2 separate regions of the Homo sapiens genome follow, and region 2 is linked to region 1. A link is an interaction called in ENCODE POLR2A ChIA-PET data of the cell type or tissue named here. Cell type or tissue: MCF 10A. All regions are shown on one strand. Links, peaks and the distances in the headings refer to the core of each region. The heading gives the core; the rest is flanking DNA.

What was found. ChIA-PET counts read pairs that join two places held together with the same protein. Peaks named below come from ENCODE experiments on the same cell type or tissue, not always from the same donor. Only the 100,000 strongest peaks of a DNase experiment are listed, where the experiment ranks them.
Region 2: POLR2A ChIA-PET joins it to region 1 with 5 read pairs; 12 of 35 experiments call an interaction of 5 or more read pairs at or near these places.

Annotation. Positions count from the first base shown.
Region 1 is chr6:13,474,953-13,483,381 of GRCh38, forward strand. The region is part of intron 1 of GFOD1 (Gfo/Idh/MocA-like oxidoreductase domain containing 1); the gene reads right to left. Among named protein-coding and RNA genes, the nearest start is that of GFOD1-AS1, 7.1 kb to the right of the region's middle. RefSeq lists an enhancer at 4,536-5,735. In MCF 10A, for the core only: no CTCF peak of the experiment used is centred there; a DNase peak (open chromatin) is centred at 5,219.
Region 2 is chr6:13,342,714-13,351,142 of GRCh38, forward strand. No RefSeq gene overlaps it. Among named protein-coding and RNA genes, the nearest start is that of TBC1D7-LOC100130357, 18 kb to the left of the region's middle. In MCF 10A, for the core only: no CTCF peak of the experiment used is centred there; no DNase peak of the experiment used is centred there.

The DNA of each region.
Region 1 (8,429 bases), core at 2,285-7,284:
AATTCGTTCCGCTGTACTAGTTCCAAAATCAAAAATAAGAGGAAGTATATGAAACCAAAAACAAAAACTCTACGCCTTCCCCCAAGTGAAGTCTGCTACCTCAACAAAATAAGAAAATCACAAAACCAATGCTTACAAATCAATAAATGACAAACAACCCAATTTAAAAATGAGTATGAGATTTGAATAGTCATTTTATCAAAGAAAAATGTGACTGTCTAATAAACACATGAAAAGCTGTTCAACATCATTAATTATTATTAACAAAATGCAAACCAAAGTCCTAACAAGATACTTCTACATACCAACTATAATGGCTATGATCAAAAAGACTCACAAGGCTGGGCATGGTGGCTCATGCTTGTAATCCCAGCACTTTGGGAGGCTGAGGTGGGCGGATCACTTGAGATCAGGAGTTTGAGACCAGCCTGACCAACATGGTGAAAACCCATCTCTACTAAAAATACAAAAATTAGGCTGGGCGCGGTGGCTCACGCCTGTAATCCCAGCACTTTGGGAGGCCAAGGCAGGCAGATCACGAGGTCAGGAGTTCGAGACCAGCCTGACCAACATGGTGAAACCCCGTCTCTACTAAAAATACAAAAAAAAAAAAAAATCAGCCAGGTGTGGTGACGGATGCCTGTAATCTCAGCTACTCAGGAGGCTGAGGCAGGAGAATTGCTTGAACCCTGAAGGCGGCAGCTGGAGTAAGCCGAGATTACGCCATTGCACTCCAGCCTGGGTGACAGTGCAAGACTCCATCTCAAAATAATAATAATAATAATAATAATAATAATAATAATAATAATAATAATACAAAAATTAGCCAGGCATGGTGGCGCACACCCGTAATCCCAGCTACTTGGGAGGCTGAGGCAGGAGAATCACTTGAACCCAGAAGATGGAGGTTGCAGGGAGTTGAGATCATGCCACTGCACTCCAGCCTGGGCAATGGAGTGAGACTATCTCAAAAAAAAGACTGACAATACCAAGTGCTGGTGATGATATCAGAAAATTAGAACTCTCCTATGTTGCTAGTGGGAATGTAATATGATGCCACTGCTCTGGAAAACAGTTTGGTAGTTTCTTAAAAAGTTAAATATATACACACTATACAACTGAGCAATTTCAGTCCTAGGTATTTAACCAAGAGAAATGAAAACATGGCTCCACAAAAGACTTATATGCAAATGTTCACAGCAGCATTATTCACAATCACTTAACACTGGAAACAATACAAACATCCATCAGATGGTGAATGGATAAACAAAATGCGGTATATCCACACAATGGAGTATCACCCAGCAATAAAGATAAATGAACTTCTGAGCCGTGCAACAACATGGCTGAACATCAAAAACGTTATGCTAAGTGAAAGAACTCAAGCACAAATGATTACGTACTTCATGATTCCATTTATATGAAAGTTCTAGGAAAGGCAAACTATAGAGACAGAAAGTAGATTAGTAGTTACCTGGAGCCAGAAGTGGGAGTGAGGATTGACTGCAAATTGGCATGAGGAAATGTTTTAGTGTGTTGAAAATGTTCTAAATATATAAATTTACTAAAAATAATGGAATCACTTACAATGGGTGAATATTGTGAAATAAAAAGAATGAAGAATGTTATGGTATATATAGTTCAATAAAGTTATTTTTTTAAAAAGTAGTGTTAAAACTGCAAACCAACTTCATTGGAGCTTTACAATTGTGGAGTAATTTATAGTTTCAGTTTAAGGACATTAATCAAAGAAGCATCTTAATACTCTAAAGGCTATTAAAATTAGAGACTGGAAAATTTTTTTAAATCATAACATTTTAATGTAAAGTTATTTTTCCTGCACTTTTTAATTCTCCACAGTAGGATATCAACAATTCTCAAGGAAAGTCTAAACCCCAAGGCATCCCAGACTTGCCCAAACCCTAGAAGTCAAAGACCTGTAGACGGGTATAGAATTGGTCGGGGTGAAGTGTCACTGTGGCTCTCAGTGGTGAGTGTGACAGCCTCTTTACCAACAATCTCCTTAGCTCAAGTCTGAACCCAAAAGAACGCTGGCTTTCCAGGTCTCCTGCTTTGAGGACAAGTGCTCAGAGGCCTGCTGCTCTCCTAGGGAGCCCACACCCACCAGCGGAACTAACCAGAGCAGTTTCTCCACCGACGCGTCTTCCAGGTATTTCCTTGCTCAGCTTGCCTAGCCAGGTGGCCTTGATCCAGGCAAAATCTGTATTAGTCAGGGTTCACCAGAGAAACAGAACCAATAGGGGGTGTGTGTGTGTGTGTGTGTGTGTGTGTGTGTGTGTGTAGATGAGAGATTCGTTTTAAGGAATTGGCTCGCACAATTGTGGGGTTGGCAAGTCTAAAATGTGCAGGGCAGGCAGGCAGGCAGACAGGCAGGCTGGAGACCCATAGAAGAGTTGATGTTGCAGTTTCCAGTACAAAGGCAGTCTGGAGGCAGAAATCCTTCTCCCTCAATCTTTTCCTGACTCCTGGCTCCTTCAAGCTCCTAAGACAATACTTGAGCAGAAAGGGACTATGTCTCGTGGCACTCCTGTGACCTGCTGCACACACTACCCAGGAGGCTCTTGGTAAAGGTCTACAAACCTACCAAGACCACAGAACTCCATGCAGTTGGTCATGTTTATCTACTTTCCCATCACACTCTTCAAAATATATATGTCTTAAATTTAATAATAATTTAATAATAATAACTAGGTTGGTATTAATAGATGACCACATCTATTATTTCTTTCACTGTTTTGCTATGGTTATTATCAAAACAGTGAAATGCCAAATGTGTATTTCACAAAGTGGATAAAGAACCTACACAATCAGGCCAGGCATGGTGGCTCATGCCTGTAACCCCAACACTTTGGAAGACTGAGGCGGGTGGATCACCTGAGGCCAGGAATTCGAGACCAGCCTGGCCAACATGGCGACCCCATCTCTATCAAAAATACAAAAATTAGCCAGGCGTGGTCGCAAATGCCTGTAATCCCAGCTACTTGGGAGACTGAGGCACAACAATTGCTGGAACCTGGGAGGTGGAGGCTGTAGTGAGCTGAGATCATGCCACTGCACTCCAGCCTGGACAACAGAGTGAGAATCTATCTCAAAAAAAAAAAAAACAAAACAAAGAAACAAAAAAAACCTACACAATCAAGAAATGTCTACATTTGGTTTGTTGTTTGTTGTTTTTGTTTTGAGACAGAGTTTTTTTCATTTTGTTGCCCAGGCTGGAGTGCAATGGTGCAATCTTGGCTTACTGCAACCTCCACCTCCTGGGTTCAAGCGATTCTCCTGTCTCAGCCTCCCGAGTAGCTGGGATTACAGGTGCACAACACCACTCCCAGCTAATTTTTATATTTTTAGTAGAGACAGGATTTCAGCATGTTGGCCAGGCTGGTCTCGAACTCCTGACCTCAGGTGATCCACCACCTCGGACTCCCAAAGTGCTGGGATTACAGGCGTGGCCATCACACCCAGCCGAAATGTCCATATTTGTAATAACTTCCACCATCTAGATTCTTAGAATCAGCACTTTTCTTGGAGAGTGCAGCCCAGATCAGAATGACTGCTCTTAACAATCCCTCCACCCCTCCAGCAGGGTGGTCTCCGCAGCATTTGGTCATGTATCCCCCACACCGTGGGTAACCACAGGAAAGACTGAGCAGGGAGAAAGCATCTGGTACAAACAGAGACAGCTGGGTGCGGGGGCAGGGCTGCACCTTTCAGGTGGCTGAACTTGTCATGTTCATATTTGGGAGCTGCGTGTGGACAATCTTTCACCCACCACATGAACCTGTGAAGCAGAGGATGCTGGTGTAGAGAGGGGTGAATGAGGAAGCAGACACACAGAGAGAAGCAGAATAAAATTCAGAGGGTTTCTGGTTTCCAGGTATCTACTAAAGCCCTGCTGCAGCCCTGTTCCTGCGTCATGTGGGAAACCCCCCTAAGCACCCCCACTGCAAGGGATAGTAAATCTTCAGAGCAGCATGGTGAGCTCTTGGTAACCCCATCAGTACCTTTGAGTGATCACGTAGCTGTGAAGCACGTACTGGATTCACAGCAAATATGACACCTGAAGCTTGGCTTAGGTACCATCCCTTTACCAAAAAAAAAAAAAAGAAAAAATTTAAATATAGTCTCTGAGTCTTACAGGAGGGAATCATCTCTTCAAAAAATAGTTTTAAAAAATCTTCAAAAGCACCATTTGGAAGAGTCTAAAGAACTACTCACTTAAAAATTTTTAAAAATTTTAAAAAGAACTAACTGCATTAGGGCAAAGTAAAAACTACTGTTTATTGAGCTTGATGCAGAGAGCTGAGGGCAGCTGCCAGGTAGGTCTTTATATTTTCCCTCTCATTTTACTTATCACACCAACCCTATATGATAGTGTTAGCTGTGTGTTATTGGTAAGAAAACTGAGGCTCAGGAAGGATGATTATGACTCCCAAAGTCACACAGTAGTAACCTGTCAACCTTTCCTTTCATTGATGAGTGTTATGAAGCACAACATCTTATATAATGATGCTCTTTCCTGGGCTATGATTGCCCTGAGTCAAATATATAACTAAGTGCCTGTATATTTCATTCTTGGTGAAACCCTTAAAACATGCTATTGACTTCCACTTTTTGTTGTTGCTCTTCTTCCCCAGTTTAAGGTATCAAAATGTCCAACTTCTTCATTTAGCTTCTTCTCCCTCCAGTGGAAACTTCTGCAGAATTGCACATTATCAAAGCCAGATATCCTCAACAAAATAATCGTTCAACTGCACCTAATTTCAATTAGATGAAATGAGATTGGTGATGCTTGACTTTTCCTAACAATAATGCCCAAGGGCTTCCTCGGCTCTACGACAAATTGATAGACCAAAAATCATTTCACTCAGTGCTCAGGGGCAGGAACCCAAAGAGAAAAACGCAATCACCTTTTTCACATAGATCCAGAAGAGACCTCAAGCAAGAACTGGAAATGCAGGGTTTGCTAGGATGTCAGAATGGCTGCTGTCAAGTCCAAGTGCATCATGAGCATTATCTGCAGCCTTATTTCCGCTGGCGTGGCAATGCTGGCCAGCAAAATCCTCTCTCAACCCCATTTCCTCCTTGCTCCCTCACCTCTGTTCCTGGCAGCCCTCTTCAACATGAAGCAACTGCTGACACCATGAAGAAGGACAGAAAAGGGCCAATTGCTCCAGGTCCTCAGCTGATGACGCCAAACAAGTTGGGACAAGATCAATGTGCAGCAAGATCAAAGCTCATGGAAACCCTGTGGCCTTACTCACCATCCCAAAAGAGCCTTGCACTCCCATGGAGAAACTTCACCAAGAGAGTCTGCACTGCTGTCTCAAAAACAGAGATCATGAAAACAGATGTCATCACATTCCACACAAGGCAACAGGTATTTTAGCACGGTTCCCCTGCCAGGTTAATTACTCACAGGAGGGTATGTCTTCTGTTCCCAAAGGCAGAGAGCTATCTCATCTTTAGTGTCTGACTGTTCCAGCATCCACACTGCCTGAGGGCTGGATAGAAATTCTGAATCTCAGGTCCCACCCAGGAATCTGGTTTTTATTTTATTTTGAGGCAGGGTCTCACTCTGTCGCCCAGACTGGAGTGTAGTGGTATGATCTGGGCCTTGACCTCCAGGCCTCAGGTGATCCTCCCACCTCAGTCTCCCAAGTAGCTAGGACTACAGGCATGCACCATCATGCCTGGCTAGAGACAAGATCTCACTATGTTGCCCAGGCTGATCTCGAAGTCCTGGGCTCAAGCAATCCTCCTGCCTCCGTCTCCCGAAGTGCTGGGATTATAGGTGTAAGCCACTGTGCCTGACCTGGAATCTGTTTTTTGATAAGATCCCCAGGTGATACAACCACACATGAAAGTCTGAGAGGCATTCAGCTACTGCATGCAGGAGGATAAGAATACTATGTGTTAATTGACACATTCTCTTTAGAACCTTTTGCCTTCCCCCAGGCATACATGTATTCAGTGAAAATGCATTCATTTGTCATTCAATAAATATTCATAGTGTGTCTACTAGGTGACTAAGTGTCTGGCACTGTCTAAGGGAGATAAGGGTACCCTGGTGAACCAAGCAGACAAGGGTCCTACCTTGAAATAACTCACATTCTAGCTGGGGAAACAAACAGCAAGCAAGAAAGCAAGCAAGCAAATGAAAGAGATCATCACACACCAGGAAGAGTGTTACCAGGAAGAGAAAGAGGATGACAGAAGCAGGACTGAGGTTGGAGGAGAACTTTCTAATTGGGAGGGGAGGATCCAGAAAGGCCTCTCGCCCAAAGTAACACGTAAGCTGAGACTTGAAAGTGAGAATGAGCTAGCCATTCCAAAAAGTGAGGCAAGAACCTTCTGGGCAAAGGGATGAGCTGGTGCAAAGGCCAAGAGTCAGGAAAGAGATTGGCATGTGAGGAACAGAAAAGAGGCCAGGTGGCCGGAATATAGAGTCCAGGAGTGTGTGAAGCCATCCAAGAAGTGGGAGAGATGGACAAGGCAGGGCCATTTCAGGCCAAGAAAGTCATGCCAAGGAGCTTGGATGTTATTCTAGGTGCTGTGGGAGCCACTGAAAGTGGAGAGTGATACCTTACACACACACACACACACACACACACACACACACACACACGTGTGCACATGTGCTCACTTTCCCCATTGTACAGAGTAGACTGCATAAGAAACAAGACTGGACCCAGGCAGGCTGGCTTGGGGACACAAAGGTGAGTGAGGCTTCTTTGCCTTGTCTGCGTCCTGACCGTCAAGACGCTTGCTGGGAGAGGCAACAAGGAAATTAACAAAAAATACAGTGTCATTTTAGGTGCCAGTTAATTAGGCAATATCTTTGTTAAATGTAATCAGCATGTACTCTCTGACCAGCAATTTACATATCTATCCCACAAACAAGCTGGCATGTGTGCAAAATGACATATGCTCAAGATTATTCATTACATGGTTGTATAAGCCAAAATTGGAAACAACCTAAATGTTGAGTAACAGGGAACTGCTTAAATAAATTTTGATGTATCCATACAATGAAATACTAGGTAGCCAAAAATAGGAGCAATAATACTTTCACATTCAGAGTTTCATATATTTGTGTATATGTAAAATATATGTATATATTATATGTTATATATTGTAATATATATAAAAATGTGCATACATGTATATCTATAAATATGTTAATATATGTATATATACAAATGTGTATATGTATATGCTGTATATGTAAAGATATAAATATACATAAATTTAATAATGCATATTAACTGATTAAATATAATTTATATTAATATTTATATTGCTTAACATTGATTATATTACTATATAAAATTTATGTAATAAATTTAATACATTTAATATATTTTTAAAATAATATTTAAATTTTAACATATATAAATTTTCAAGCTAATATTGTTGCATGACAAAAGTAAGGTCCATAAGAATGAATGGCATGCTACCAACTGTGTAAAAGGTTTTTAAAATTCCCACACAGGCCAGGCGTAGTGGCTCACACCTGTAATCCCAGCACTTTGGGAGGCCAACACAGATGGATCACCTGAGGTCAAGAGTTTGAGACCAGCCTGGCCAACATAGGGAAACCCCATCTCTACTAAAAAATACAAAAATCAGCTGGGTGTGGTGGCACACACCTATAATCCCAGCTACTCAGGAGGCTGAAGCAGGAGAATCACTTGAACCCAGGAGGTGGAGGTTGCAGTGAGCCAAGATCGCACCATTGCACCCCAGCCTGGGCAACAGAGCGAGGCTCCGTCTCAAAAAATAAAATAAAATTAGATTAAATTAAATTAAATTCCCATACATATACTTGCCAGGATATACCTTGAAAAATATATATTATTTTTAATACTTTCACATTCAGAGTTTCACATATTTGTGTATCTCTATGTAAAATATATGCATATATTTTATGTTATATATACATCTATATATTAGTGTATATGTAAAATATATGTATATATTATGTGTTATATATACATATATATATGGCCTTGAATGGGAGACATAAACAACTGGTAATAATGATTGCCTCCTGTCCAAAGACAGGGACTAGGGGACATTCAGTCTTCACTGTGTACTTTTATAGCATTTGAAATTTGTACCACATGAATATATAGCCAATTCAAAATAACTAAATAAAATTTAAATGTTAAATGAATGCCTTAAAATAGGTGCTAGGCAAGATGGGGGCACACAGTGCTGAGACAACAGAAGGGTATGTAGGGTGGGGGGTTTGAGGGAGAGGAAGCGGTAACACTTGGGCTGAGTATTGAAGGGCGAACATGGAAGGAGACCTCAAGGGACAAGGAAGTTCCTGACAGAGACCTGGACATGTGCGCCAACAGGGCCCATTCAAGGAAACCCCAGCAGGGTGGGCTCGCTGAAGCCCT
Region 2 (8,429 bases), core at 1,857-6,856, 130 kb before region 1:
CGAGGTCTCCCCAAGGGCCAGATTGAAACAACCAAAGAAAAAGTTGGGCTTATCCATAGGTGGAGACAGCCTAGACAAAGGGAAGTGTGACTTGGGAATGGAGCAGAATTGCCAGGAAGCCATGCCCTCCAAGCCAACTACAGCTACTGACCAGGCAGCTTAGCCAAGGAGAGCATGCCCTGTGAGTGCCCGTCTTCATGCTTTGGTGAACAGGGAGAGAATGAGACCTAGAGAATGAAGACTTGGAGAATGAGTACGGACTCCAGAACAGATCACTGGGATTGAATTGCAACTCTGCTCTCACAAGCTCTATGACAAAGGATAAAAACAATACAAAACAAAACAAAAACTTAATTTCTTTCTATTTCACTTATAAAGAATGATCTTGATAATTATTATACATGCACCACAGGCCGTTGTGAGGATTAAATGAGTTAAGTATCTAAAACATGTACAACAGTAGCTGACACTATATAAATAATGAGCACTAGATCATACCAGTTAGTATTTTTAATGTTGCTTTTCCCTTAGTTTTAGTTTCCTTTTTCTTTGTTTTTTGTTTGTTTGTTTTTTGTTTTTTTTTTTGAGATGGAGTCTTGCTCTTGTCGCTCAGGCTGGAGTGCAGTGGTGCGATCTTGGCTCACTGCAACCTCTGCTTCCCGGGTTCAAGCGATTCTCCTGCCTCAGCCTCCTGACTAGCTGGGATTACAGGTTTGCACCAAGATACTCGGCTAATTTTTGTATTTTTAGGAGAGATGGGGTTTCATCATGTTGGCCAGGCTGATCTCGAACTCCTGACCTCAAGTGATCCACCCGCCTTGGCCTCCGAAAGTGCTGGGATTACAGGCGTGAGCCACTGCACCCGGCCTAGTTTCCTTTTTCAAAAATGTCTTATTTGAATTAAAAAAAAAATTTTTGTAAGAGGGATATATCCATTTCTATTCTAGGATTGCTGAAGTTGGGTCTTTAGGGAGTGATCTAAATGGAAAGTCAAGTATGGTAGCAACTGAGAACGTGGAAGTTTAGGTCAAAGTGGCCCAGAGTGGGGAAACCTCTCATGGGTATAATAGGGTGACATGGTTTGGATCTGTGTCCCCACCCAAATCTCATATCGAATTGTAACCCGCAGTGTTGGAGGTGGGGGCCTGGTGGGAGGTGACTAGATCATGGGGGCAGTTTCTCATGAATGGGTTACACCATCCCCTCGATGCTGTTCTCATGATAGTGAGTGAGTGAATTATCGTGAGATCTGGCTGTTTAAAAGTGTGTAGCACTTCCCCACTCCCTCTCTTCCTCCTACCCCAGGCTTCTGAGGTGCCTCGCTCCCCCTTTGCCTTCCTCATGGTTGAAGGCTTCCTGAGGCCTCCCCAGAAGCAGATGCCTGTATGCCTCCTGTACAGCCTGCAGAACCGTGAGCCAAGTCAGCCTCTTTTCTCAGCCTCCCCTGCAGGTCGTCGTGACCACGAGACTAAGTCTTGGTCAAAGGATGGGAAAGGGATGTTTTATGTGAAACTTTGGGGTCATACTCTTCAAGGGAAGGGACACTCCCTTCTTTTTCCTGATGGCTAGAATACAATCACAGGGGTGAGCCATTCAGAACCATCCAGACAAAGATGACTCCATAGGAAAAATGGGACAACCAGATAGGTAAGTCCAACCCCCGGCAGCTCGTCAGAACAGCCGCCATTCTAGCTTCTCCTGCTGCATGAAGGAGAAGGAGACCTGTATCTTGATTACGTTTCTATTACTTTGAGACTCTGTTTTATGCAACCAAACTTATATCCAAAAAAAATTGATTTCCATAAAAATATCCCTGCAGGACCACTTATTTGAATGCCATGAAACCCCTAGAACAGAGATGTGAGCAGATGTAAACGTGCCAATCTTACGTTCATAGGAAAGTGCAGCTGCAGAGGGCAGAGAGCCCAGCTCTTTGCCAATTAAGAAAAACAGACTTCATGAGAGGCCCTGCTGCCCCAATCCTGGGCACCTTTGGCCTTCTGGTCCTGTTACGTTCATTCTTGATCTTATCCTCCTCTCCCTTCTTCATTGAGAAACGTATACTTTCTTCGTTGTTCTACTCAAGCCTAAACCATCTTGCCACCATCCCACCTTCAGAATGCCTGCAACACAATCTAGTTCCTCAGTTCTTTGTTTGTTTGTTTGTTTGAGACGGAGTCTCACTCTGTTGACAGCCTGGAGTGCAGTGATACAATCTCAGCTCACCGCAACCTCCGCCTCTTGGGTTCAAGTGATTCTCCTGTCTCAGCCTCCCTAGTAGCTGGGACTACAGGTGTGTGTCACCACGCCCAGCTAATTTTTTGTATTTTTAGTAGAGACAGGGTTTCACCATGTTGGCCAGGATGGTCTCGATCGCTTGACCTCGTGATCCGCCCACCTCAGCCTCCCAAAGTGCTGGGATTACAGGCATGAGCCACCGCACCCAGCCATTCCTCAGTTCTTATACTTGACTCAATTATCCTGAGTTTAAATCAGAGGAAACTCAACTCTGGTCTCCTGAAAAACTTTCAACTCATTTCTTCCTCTGCATCTTCTCACTATTCTGGATTTGGATTCCTCTGGTGCATAGTTCCCAGAAGGGCCCCAAAATTATTTCCTAAACCAACAGACATTTTTTTTCCTAATACACGTTCGCCCTATCTTCCTCTCCCCACAAACATGTATTAGGCTCTTATTTATTCTCTTCCAGGGATCATACCATGTTCTAACCTATGCAGACACCCACCCCTGCAAGTGCAAAGCATGAATGATCATGGGAAAAACTCTTTCTTCATAGGATGGAATCAGAATTTCAACACAATATCAAGAATTAAAGTCTAATTTCAAACAGGTAGTTGGCAGGTATCCATCAAGGAAAACTAATTTAGGACTTAGAACATTTCTGGAAATCTACATGCTAGTACCCTAGCATGTACTCTTCATCCTCATTCATTTATTTCCTTTCATTAGCAGTGTTACAGACCTCAAGTAAGTTCAATAGGAAGCCAAACTGACCTGATTAATTATTTTAAACAAACAATACAAAACTACAGTTTGCATGTTGGAGATCCCAAAGAGGCTTCTTTTCTTTGGATCACTGGAGTAATTTTTCCTTGGCTGTGGTCTCTCAGGTACTACATGAAGCTCCATGTTTTTTGGCCCTTTGCCTCATCACCAGGACAATGGGAAACTCTCGAAATTGATTAGATGAGTGATGTTATAAGAAAAAGGTAAGATTGTGTCAGAATTAACTGGCATTTCACGGTGGAATCTGGCTTCCTGTTGAGATATGGGTTTAGACACCACCTCTATCATTTGCCATCTGTGCTACTCTTAGTAAGTTAGTTAACCTTTCTGAGCTTTGAATTTGAAAAAAAACAAAAAAACAAAAGGTGGGGCTGGTGGGGGCTGGTGCGTTAAACAATAGCTGCTATGGTCGTGAGGATTACATGAGGGCCTGGTCACACTTCCCTAGCCGAATAGGGCCCTATCTCAGGCCGTCTCTGCATAAACCATGCTCTTGCCCACATTTCCCCGCTCTGTAAACCGGCTCTCAAGTGAATGCCATATTGAAAAGGATCTGATAAATAAAGTATCACTCAGGCAACATCAATAAGCTGCTTTCTCCTGAGATATTTGTGCTTCAGCATGGATATGTCATTAATCAGTAGGGTGGAGTTTCAGGTATGAATGACAGAATGGAAGAGAGGAATACTGTGCTTGGGAAGTGCCAGAACCATCGAATCATACCAGCTGGACCAGTTTATTTCACTGTGATGCAGGTTCTACTCATTGTAGAATTGTACACTGAGGTTGACACCTAAGTAACTTTGAAAAGGGTGCCTTAGGATGCACATATTATAAAACCAAAAGGATGGAGAAGTTGTCTTGAAGGTACTGTGTCTGCTCACGGTGTAACAACGGTTACAATTTAAAATTCCCCCTCAATTAGAAAAAAAAGTGAAACAAAGACCCAACCAAAAAATTAAACAGTATACAAAAATCCCTTTAGTCATAATGGCCGTAGAAACTCTAAGAATTAGTGTGTGGCATCTGCACATCTAAACATTTCTCTATAGTCTTGGGAAACTTCCACATGGCATGAGGGGACAACAGACCTGGGATCCGGAATATGCATACATCTTGCCAGTAGCAAGGGAAGGATCTGGAAAAGAGAATAAAAGGCTCTCAGCTTGATCAGAACACACCTAATCCCCTGTGGATAAAAAGCATGACTGTCATTCTTGGCCAACTGCACTTGAGTCTCCCAAATTCAGGCTGGGAAAAGGACTAGAACTTGTACAGCCCAGTGCCTGTTGAAGCCCTTTCCTACACCTCTCCTCCAGAGAAGGGATGGGTGTTCCCTGATTACAGAAATGGAGTCCAGAGTGGGCAGAAGAATTGAAGTTGGGACACCAGCATGTGGAACCCATCCCTGCCTCTCCGTGGCAACCTGGACCATGGGAAGGCTTGGCCGTGTCCTCTAGCCAAATTCCTGGGGTCCTTATATAGTTTTTTTCTCTCTGTGAAGAGATTCCTAGAAATTACAGGTTTACTTGACTTTTAACATAGTATTGAGGACACACTATCAGCTTCAAACAACTTACCATCTTCTCTTAGCCTTCTAATCCCATTACTTCCTCCGGTGGGGCTATAGGAGGGAGGGGAATATAAAACTATTTTGTTTTCAGGGAAGAAAGTGAATATGCAAAAAAAAAATTTTTTTTTTTTTTTTTTTATTTAAGCAACTGATTCAGGAAACACTTGACCTATTCACCTTCTCCTTCCTGGAACACTTGACTTGTTTTTCATAGGAGTCTTCGTGTTAGTAGGGTTGGATGGATGAGCTCCGTGAAGATAGTCACAGGCTGATTATTGTAGTCTTTGCAGGGCCAAAAAGAAAAGCAAAGAGGAGCTGGGCGCAGTGGCTCACGCCTGTAATTGCAGCACTTTGGGAGGCTGAGGTGGGCGGATCACTTGAGGTCAGGAGTTCGAGACCAGCCTGGCCAACATGGCGAAACACGATCTCTACTAAAAATACAAAATTAGCCTGGCGTGGTGGTGGGCACCTGTAATCCCAGCTACTCGGGAGGCTGAGGCAGGAGGATCACTTGAACCTGGGAGGTGGAGGTTGCAGTGAGCCAAGATCACACCACTGCACTTCTGCCTGTTTGACAGAGTGAGACTCCGCCTCAAAAAAAATAAAAGGAAAGTGAAGAGGAGTCAGGAGGAAGGGTGGGTAGCTAAGTGGCAGTGAGAAGGACGAGGATGTCTGTGAACATGGAGGGTGGCAGTCGGGGGCACACTGAGCGTGGAAGTCTCTCTCCTGAGCAGCTGCAGAGTGCCCATTGGAACATTCTAGGGCACGGAGCAGGAGTACAAACATACCACTGTCATGGCTTCCTTCTTGGCATCTGGGTGCTGAGTGCCAGTCTCTTTTAGGCTTGGCCCATATTTGTGAATACTGGAAAAAACACAAAATGGACTGGCTCACAATATCTTCTGCTCATCCTGAAGGATGAAAACTCAATATTAGCAATTCTATGCTGAAGACAAGTTCAGACCCTTCAGAAGCTCTTAGAACCAAAGATTTATTTTTTTCCTGGAAAAGACCTTAAGAGACTATCCAATAAATGTTAATATAATTCCTATTTTGTAAAGGAAGCCACTGAGGCCTAGAAAGATTAGATGATTTAATTTTCCCAAAGGTTTGCAGCCAGTGAGGGGTCGGGTTAGAAATCCAAGTCTCTCCCTGAACCTGGCAATGCTGTGTCCTACATTTTGTTACCTCTCTGGCTGACGAGTGATCATGATGAATTGCAAAAAATAAATTACTTCTGTGCTGGGAGGAGGTGGTGAGGAACAAATGGGTGGTTACTCGCAAGGCTGCCAAACTCTGCCTGGAGAAGCTTGTGAGTGGTTTTTTGTTTGTTTGTTTGTTTGTTTTGAGACGGAGTTTCGCTCTTGTAGCCCAGTCTAGAGTGCAATGGTGTGATCTCAGCTCACTGCAACCTCTGCCTCCAGGGTTCAAGAAATTCCCCTGCCTCAGCTTCCAGAATAGCTTGGACTACAGGCATACACCACCACACCCATCTAATTTTTGTATTTTTAGTAGAGACGGTGTTTCACCATGTTGGCCTGGCTGGTCTCCAACTCCTGACCTCAGGTGATCCACCCACCTCAGCCTCCTAAAGTGCTGGGATTACAGGCTTGGGCCACCGCGCCTGGCTGTGAATGGTTCTTAAAGCCCTATCTGAACATTAGAATCACCTGAAGAGCTGTGACCCAGCAGATGAATTCAATCAGAACCTCTAGGTGTGAGGTCAGGGTATCTATACTTTATAAAAGCTCCCCAGGTGATCCTAAGATGCAGCCAGGGCTGAGAGCCACTGTTCTAAAACTGTGACTCTTTTTTTTTTTTTTAATTAGAGATGGGGTCTCAATATGTTTACCAGGCTGGTCTTGAACTCCTGGCCTGAAGTGATCCTCCCATCTCAGCCTCCCAAAGTGCCAGGATTCCAGGCATGAGCCACCACGCCCAGCCTAAAACTGTGATTCTTGTAAGGCAGCAGTCCCCAACCTTTTTGGCTTCAGGAATGGGTTTCATGGAAGACAATTTTTCCATGGACCAGGGGTCAGGGGGCATGGTTTCAGGATGATTCAAGTGCATTACACTTATTGTGCACTTTATTTCTATTATTATTACATTGTAATATATAATGAAATCATAATACAACTCACCATAAGGTAGAATCAGTAGGAGCCCTGAGCTTCTTTTCCTGCAACTAGATGGTCCCATCTGGGGGTGATGGGAGACAGTGACAGATCATCAGGCATTAGATTCTCATAAAAAGCATGCACCTAGATCCCTCACATGCACAGTTCACAATAGGGTTTGCACTCCTGTGAGAGTATAATGCCAGTACCCGTCCATGGCCTGGAGGTTGCGGACCCCTGTGATAAGGGACAGGTGGAGGGCAAACAAAGCCTCACCTAGAGCCGTGGCCCCAGTGAGCATGCGTTAGACTCAGCTGGGGGGCTTGCTGGATCCAGCCTCAGATTCGACACGTCTGGGGTGGGACTGAGGATTTGCATTTATAACAAGTTTCCTATGTGATGCTGATGCTGCTGAGTGGGGGCCATACTTTGAGAACTGCTGACCTAGAGGTAATTTTCCACACCACACCTGTCCGGTCCCCATCCTTAAAGACTGCTGTATCACCCAGGTGAACTTGGGGTGCACAGGTGGGGAAGATGGTAGCTCTGATTGAGAATCCAAGCAAAACCGATTACGTAACACACAACTCTGATGATGGAGGGTGTGACATCTTTCAGGAGTCTCAGAGCAGACAAAAGTTGCCAGCTAGCAACCCAGAGCATGAAAACCAGAATGAGAAGCTGATATTTGTTTCCTGTGCTGAAAGTAAAGTTTCTTGAAACGCACACTAGAACTGGTTAATTTTTGGAAAACAGCCATGCCACAAGAAGGCTGTAAAGGGCCTATTTGGCACCATGGCAAGCCAGCAACCAGGAGCAAGACCTTTATCTTAGGAAACCCAGTTGCCAGGAACTCAGGGGCCTGTTTTGACCTACACAGGGCTTGTTCCCAACTCCCATACCTCAGTATAGAGCAATTGCCAGGATTTCAGCCGTAGGATGGAGTCTGAGAATGTCTGATCTCAGAGGGAAGGCAGCAGGAAAATGAAAACGCGTTGAGAGTGGCGGCCCCTAGTTCTCCAAATAGAACAGCCAGGTCTCACCACTCCCTGGATTCCAATTCTTAAAAATGAACCAGGCCTGCCAGGCAAGGCCACCATAGCTGAAAGGAATGACGTTTGAGCAGGTAAAAACCTAACCGAAGGGACGGTTCCTGAGTGCGTGGACACAGCGTTGGCAGTGCAGTGGGTGGCAGTGGTGCACGGTGACAGGCTTCAGTGAAGCGACTCTTATAGTATAGTGGCTGTTGTGTAGGAAGGAGAACATGAAGAATCTTGAATGAACCTATGAGATGAGGTCAGAGCTACACCTAAGAAAACTTCCACGAAATGATGAAATGTTGGTACGTGCAATGACCTGGGAGAAACCAGCCGGGGAGAGGAAAATCCTGGGTCTCCAATGGAGTCATCTCCCTGCCAGGCCCCAACTGATGGGACTCGGACAGACCTTAGAGCCACGCTGTGTGAATGTGGAAAATATGAAGACAGATCCGCCCAGACATTCAGTGATTCCTTAACAGGCAGATGCAAGAATTTTGCATACCACAGTAACTTGTCCAGGTCACAAAATCCTCTTTGTGAAGTGTCTGCCTGTAGCCAGGGCAATACTTCCATGGACTGCTGTGACACAGAGTTCCCGAGGTGCTGGGAGAGCCTGCCTGTGGGTTGAAGATTTGACAATGATGTCCTTGGACCAGCTTTTGTTCCCTCAGA